2 separate regions of the Homo sapiens genome follow, and region 2 is linked to region 1. Evidence: read pairs that join two places in POLR2A ChIA-PET (ENCODE). Cell type or tissue: GM12878. All regions are shown on one strand. Each heading gives the region's core, and the rest is flanking DNA. Links, peaks and the distances in the headings are about the cores only.

Evidence for each region. ChIA-PET counts read pairs that join two places held together with the same protein. Peaks named below come from ENCODE experiments on the same cell type or tissue, not always from the same donor. Only the 100,000 strongest peaks of a DNase experiment are listed, where the experiment ranks them.
Region 2: POLR2A ChIA-PET joins it to region 1 with 7 read pairs; 4 of 35 experiments call an interaction of 5 or more read pairs at or near these places.

The regions. Positions count from the first base shown.
Region 1 is chr21:28,879,612-28,882,536 of GRCh38, forward strand. HEMK2 (HemK methyltransferase 2, ETF1 glutamine and histone H4 lysine) reads right to left here. Exons shown (of 6, transcript NM_013240.6): 3 at 2,549-2,639; 4 at 259-342. Among named protein-coding and RNA genes, the nearest start is that of HEMK2, 4.3 kb to the right of the region's middle. In GM12878, for the core only: no CTCF peak of the experiment used is centred there; no DNase peak of the experiment used is centred there.
Region 2 is chr21:29,063,513-29,066,437 of GRCh38, forward strand. CCT8 (chaperonin containing TCP1 subunit 8) reads right to left here. Exons shown (of 15, transcript NM_006585.4): 7 at 1,456-1,593; 8 at 1-18. Among named protein-coding and RNA genes, the nearest start is that of CCT8, 8.7 kb to the right of the region's middle. RefSeq lists enhancers at 1,421-1,650, 1,671-1,780. In GM12878, for the core only: no CTCF peak of the experiment used is centred there; a DNase peak (open chromatin) is centred at 1,529; H3K4me3 peaks cover 301 bases; H3K27ac peaks cover 813 bases.

The DNA of each region.
Region 1 (2,925 bases), core at 214-2,713:
TTTGAATATATGAATATAAATACCATGGCCTGATATGAATGTGATTTTTAGGGATAGATATGTGTCACAGTTTGTATTTCCATCATTTAAGGTTCCTTTCCTAGGTCTTTTAATAGGACTCAATTACTGACAATTAGGAGTAAAATCAGAGTAGTCTGTGATAGCAGCAGCTGACTGATGTCATAGGATGACATTCATTTGATTTTACAAACAAAATAATTGAAAATATTAATAATTAAATTTTGTTGTATGTTTTACCTCTTGAGGTGGAGTCACTACATAGGGGGGATTAAACACCAGAAGATCAACTTTTTCGGTCAATCTTGGTAGCAAGCCTTTGACCTAAATGTATTCAACAACAGTAAGAATTTTACATTAAACTCTGAATTAAATAACTGACAAATTAATCTTTAAAAATAATCTCCCATGTTTTTGGGAAAATAATGTGTTACGGGCTACGCTTGTAGACAGAAATGAAGTATTTTTATGTTTTCATTCAGAAAAATAATACATGCAATTAAATAAAAATAAGGAAATTAAACTATCAGAATGAATATTAAAAAGCCTATACTCCTCAACAGCACATATATTTATATTCTGGGTTCACTTTTAGAAAATGAAATAAGAAAGCAAACTCTAATTCTGTATAATCTGTATAGACTTGGATATAAGTTTACAACTATATATGCTAACATTTTCACAATTTTTCCGATATCTGTACAGATACCTACCATTATTTACTGGATACTGTTCTATAGTCTCTTCTATCTCTGGTGTTTCACCATTCTATCAAAAACACTTACTTATACTAATTATGGAAACATTAAAGAAATTTTTAGGCCAGGCACACTGGCTCATGCCTGTAATCCCAGCACTTTAGGAGGCCGAGGCGGGCGGATCATCCGAGCTCAGGAGTTCGAGACCAGCCTCGCCAACCCATGGCCAACATGATGAAACCCAGTCTCTACTAAAAATACAAAAACTAGTCGGGCACAGTGGTGGGTGCCTGTAATCCCAGCTACTGGGGAGGCTGAGGCAGGATAATTGCTTGAACCCAGAAGGCGGAGTCTGCAGTGAGCCAAGATTGCGCCACTACACTCCAGCCTGGGCGACAGAGTGAGACTGTGTCTCAAAAAAAAAAAGAAAGAAAGAAATTTTTTAAATAAAAAAAAAAATCACCACGTTGATCTCATGTAAATCACTGGAGTACCTTTCTTGATATTCTAGCTTTTATTAGCAGTAACAACTTCTAATAATATGAAAATAATTTCTTATCTCTTTGGCTTAATTCCTTCTAAGCTACAAAATCATTTATTTAAAAAAAAAAAAAAAAAAAAAAAACCGGAAAGCTACCTACCCTCGTCATTGTAAGAAAAGTGCAAGTTAAGGAGCACAGAAGTATTTTGCCTTTCATATGTCTACCTGGTGCATGCTATTATTATTTTTGCCTATAAAAAGGTATTTGACATATATAAATTAAAAACCTACAAATTTAAAACTGCCACTTGAAAATGTGTGCTGTTAACTTCTTAAAACAATGGTTGTGCAGTTGTCATTTGTTGTTTTTACCTACTGAGGACCCACTGCCCCTTTCTTCTGATTTAATTTCCTTGACTTTTGTTAGGGAAGCTCTACCTCCCATCATTCTCAATCTAAGTGGCCTGAGTAGGGTTTATCCCAATCCAGCTCCTGGGATGGAACTATGAGGCATTTTGAAGCCAATCATCTCCACATTCAAATCTCCTTTGGCCACAGCAAAAGGTTGAGAGATAGGCACATAACCCAAGTTGATCCAGATAACACTCATTCTGGGGCCTCTTCTAGAGTAACTGAATAGAAAGGGCCTCTTTCCTTGGGAAGGTGTTCAGAAATAAGATACAGATATGCAAACATCTTGTTACCATGAAGGGAAGACTGCCTAGGAATAGAGCCACCAGAGAGAAGTTCAGAGATAAGAAAAAGATGTCTATAGCATTCTTAGAGTTCCTGGAAGTAGCTGTGCTGAAGCCATCAATTTTTTTTTTTTTTTTTTTTTTTTGAGACAGGGCTTTGTTCTGTTCCACAGGCTGGAGTGCAGTGGCACGATCATGGCTCAAGGCAGCCTCAACCTCCCAGGGTCAAGTGATCCTCGCATCTCAGCCTCCCAAGTAGCTGGCACGACAGGTGCGCACAACCATGTCCAGCTATTTTTTTAATTTTTATTTTTTGTAGAGACGAGTTCTCACTATATTGTACAAGCTGGTCTTGAACTCCTGGGCTCAAGCAATCATCCCACCTCAGCATCCCAGAGTACTGGGATTAAAGGCGTGAGCCTTTGTACCCGGACTAATTTTTTAAATTTAAGCCAGTTTGAACTGGGTTCACTATCACTTCTGACTGAAAGAGGCCTGAATTGTGGAAAAGGTGGATTACATCAACAAAGAATTTACTTTGTACATGGTATACTGCTTAGTGGGTCAAAAGTTAATTACTTACCAAAGTTTCTTTGACCTAAAGCATCTTAACTTTATTTGAAAAGAAAATTATTACTGGACAAAGATTATCTTACCAAATCTGTAATAACTGGTTGAATGTGAACTTTGTTACAGCGTGCTGTCTCTAGGGTACAAGCTGCTGCCTCAGGGTTGATATCAGTGCACCTATAAACAGAAATGGAAGGAAACTATATCCTATGTCCATAAGGCAAATCTGTTACTGAGTAATATCAAGGTATGTTCCATTAATTCTACACAGAACAGATTTAGAAAAAAAAAAATTAGAACGTATTCAATAATGGCAAAGAAAAAGAGAACAAGGATTTGTTCTATTGATGAAAAAGACTGTTATATTGATACAATGTCCAAGAGTAGAAGAATACACATACATGCACAGACATCTGAAGGAATTTATGAATTATACATCCAATGAAGGAGTACTATGCAGCCA
Region 2 (2,925 bases), core at 320-2,819, 180 kb after region 1:
CTTTATCAACACTGTTCCCTGGCAAAACAAGTAAACATTCCCTTTAAAATCATTTCACTACGTTGGTGTTCAAAGTCATTAGATAATAGTTGACTGAAGAAATAAAGGTTTGGCAAAAAAATATGAAGATATATGTGCATATATTATGAAGCAGCAGAATACTGTATGTGTGAAATAGAAACTCAGCTTGCTTCTAGAACCCCCTGTCAAAACAGATGCATCTGCTTTTGATAAGTACTTAGGTGGAAAAGTACTTTTATCTATTTATTTATTTTGAGACAGAGTCTCACTCTGTCACCATGCTGGAGTGCAGGCAGGATCTCGGCTCACCGCAACCTCTGACTCCCTGGTTCAAGCGATTCTCCTGCCTCAGCCTCCCAAGTAGCTGGGATTACAGGCAAGCGCCACCACGCCCAGCTAATTTTTGCATTTTTAGTAGAGACGGGGTTTCACCATGTTGGCCAGGCTGGTCTTGAACTCCTGACCTCGTGATTTGCCTGCCTTGGCCTATGCTGGGATTACAGGCGTGAGATACCGTGCCCGGCCGAGAAGTGCTTTTATTTTAAATATGTCAGGTAGGTAGGTGTCCTGGTGTTTGTCTTTTGACAAAGGCTAACTAGTGTTCCCAATACAACATTGTGGTTCTCAAACTTTTTCTAAAATGTGGACTAGGCCGGGCGCGGTGGCTCATGCCTGTAATCCTAGCACTCTGGGAGGCCAAGGCGGGTGGATCACTTGCAGTCAGGAGTTGGAGACCAGTCTGGCCAACATGGTGAAACTTTGTCTCTATTAAAAATACAAAAATTAGCCAGAGATCACTTGAACCCAGGAGGCGGAGGTTGCAGGGAGCCAAGATTGTACCACTGGACTCAAGCCTGGGTGACAAAGCAAGACTCTAAAAAAAAAAAAAAAAAAAAAAAAAAAGAATAAAATACAATAAAATAAAATATGGACCAAATGACCAGACCCCCCTCATGCTACAAAATTTTAAAACTATCAACAACTTGGATTTCAAGAATTCTAGAGATGAAGTCAGCCACTATTGACTATAAACACAAACTTCAAACTTTCTAACATGTATTTTTAGAAACATACTTACCATTTTCAAATTACATTAGCTTATCTTGTTTTAGGATGCTACAGAATGTCAACTTTATTTTCGTGAAGAGCACACAAAATACTCACATTCTCATATTCTTTCACTTGCTGAATGTATAAGCTCTACTAGAAGGGCTGTGTGTCAGATTATAAATAATACGGCCACCATCTTTATATTTCCAGTTTAATGTTCAGTAGTTGAATTAGATATTTGAAGACTATAAATCTGGCATAAAAAAATAGGTAAGATCCTGCAATGTTCAGTTTTTTAAGAAGTACTTACTGGTTTAAGAGCTAACTCAAACAATCTGAAAGTGCAACCCCAATTATTACTTTTAAGGTTTGAAGTCTACATACCTTAGTTTCTGTTATCATGCCATCAAAAGGACAAGAGTACACTGCTATTTTTGCATCTTTGACAGATGTTACATCACCTTCGGTTTCCTTCTTAAAAACCATGCCATGCAATACTGAAGAGGAACTGATACCAGAGCCCTAAGGAATTGAATACCAAACTCATCAGCAATCTCCTGAAAATAACATTACGGTCAAACTGTTGATTCTCCATATACCAAAAATATCCCTTTCTAAAATAAAGTCATAAACCAAGGCAGTGACTCCTGGGATAAGGGGTGGAGTGGTGGACATACAGCACACCCTTCTGCTCGAGGCAGAAATCACTGAGGGAATGAGCTACTTTTAGGGAGGGGAGGTCCTTCCATGTACTGGGAAGAACCAAAGGCAGAGAACTGGTCTTAGCCATTCAGTTACCTAGTACTTGGTGCCAATATACCAGCCACAGCTGTCAGTACTGCAAATACAACACAGAACAAAGCAAAGATTCTGTTCTCACAAGGTTGCATTTAATGGGAAAAGCTGGCAGTACGTGGAGGGAGACAGCAAACATAGAACACGTGAGTATCTTCAGGGAAAGCACATGTACTTATGTTATGCTAAATTCACATTAACAATCAGAATGCCAATGTGCAAAACCAAAACCATTCCACTGATAGGTTTTACTCTATCAAGCACATTTTATCAAAAATATACTTTAATATTTCAATACTAACATTAAAGTGTGAATTCTATTATTGAAGAGGAATAGGACGATTTCCACCCCACTCAAAACTGTCTTATAAGCTTATTATAATTCAGAGTATTATGAAGAACACAAAAAAATTAGTATTTTGCGCTGGGCGCGGTGGCTCACACCTGTAATCTCAGCACTTTGGGAGGCCAAGGTGGGCAGATCATGAGGTCAGGAGTTCGAGACCAGCCTGGCCAACATGGTGAAACCCTGCCTCTACTAAAAAAATACAAAAATTAGCTGGACATGGTGGCATGCACCTGTAATCCAGCTACTTGGGAGGTTGAGGCAGGAAAACCACTTGAACCTGGGAGGTGGAGGTTGCAGTGAGCCGAGGTCGAGGCACTGCACTCCAACCTGGGCAACAGAGCCAGACTCCATCTCAAAAAAAAAAAAAAAAAAAATTTAGTATTTTGTTTATACATTATTCTTAAACCCACAAGACATCACAGAAAATGACTTTATAAGGAGATAATATGTCAATATCCTTTTAAACTTAAATAGGTAGTAGTATTATTACAACTTAGCAACATCAAAATGTTACAAAATAATGCCTCAAAGGCCAGGCACGGTGGTTCACGCCTGTTAATCCCAGCACTTTGGGAGGCCAAGGCAGGTGGATCACCTGAGGTCGGGAGTTCGAGACCAGCCTGACCAACACGGAGAAACCCCATCTCTACTAAAAATACAAAATTAGCCGGGTGTGGTGGCGCATGCCTGTAATCCCAGCTACTCGGGAG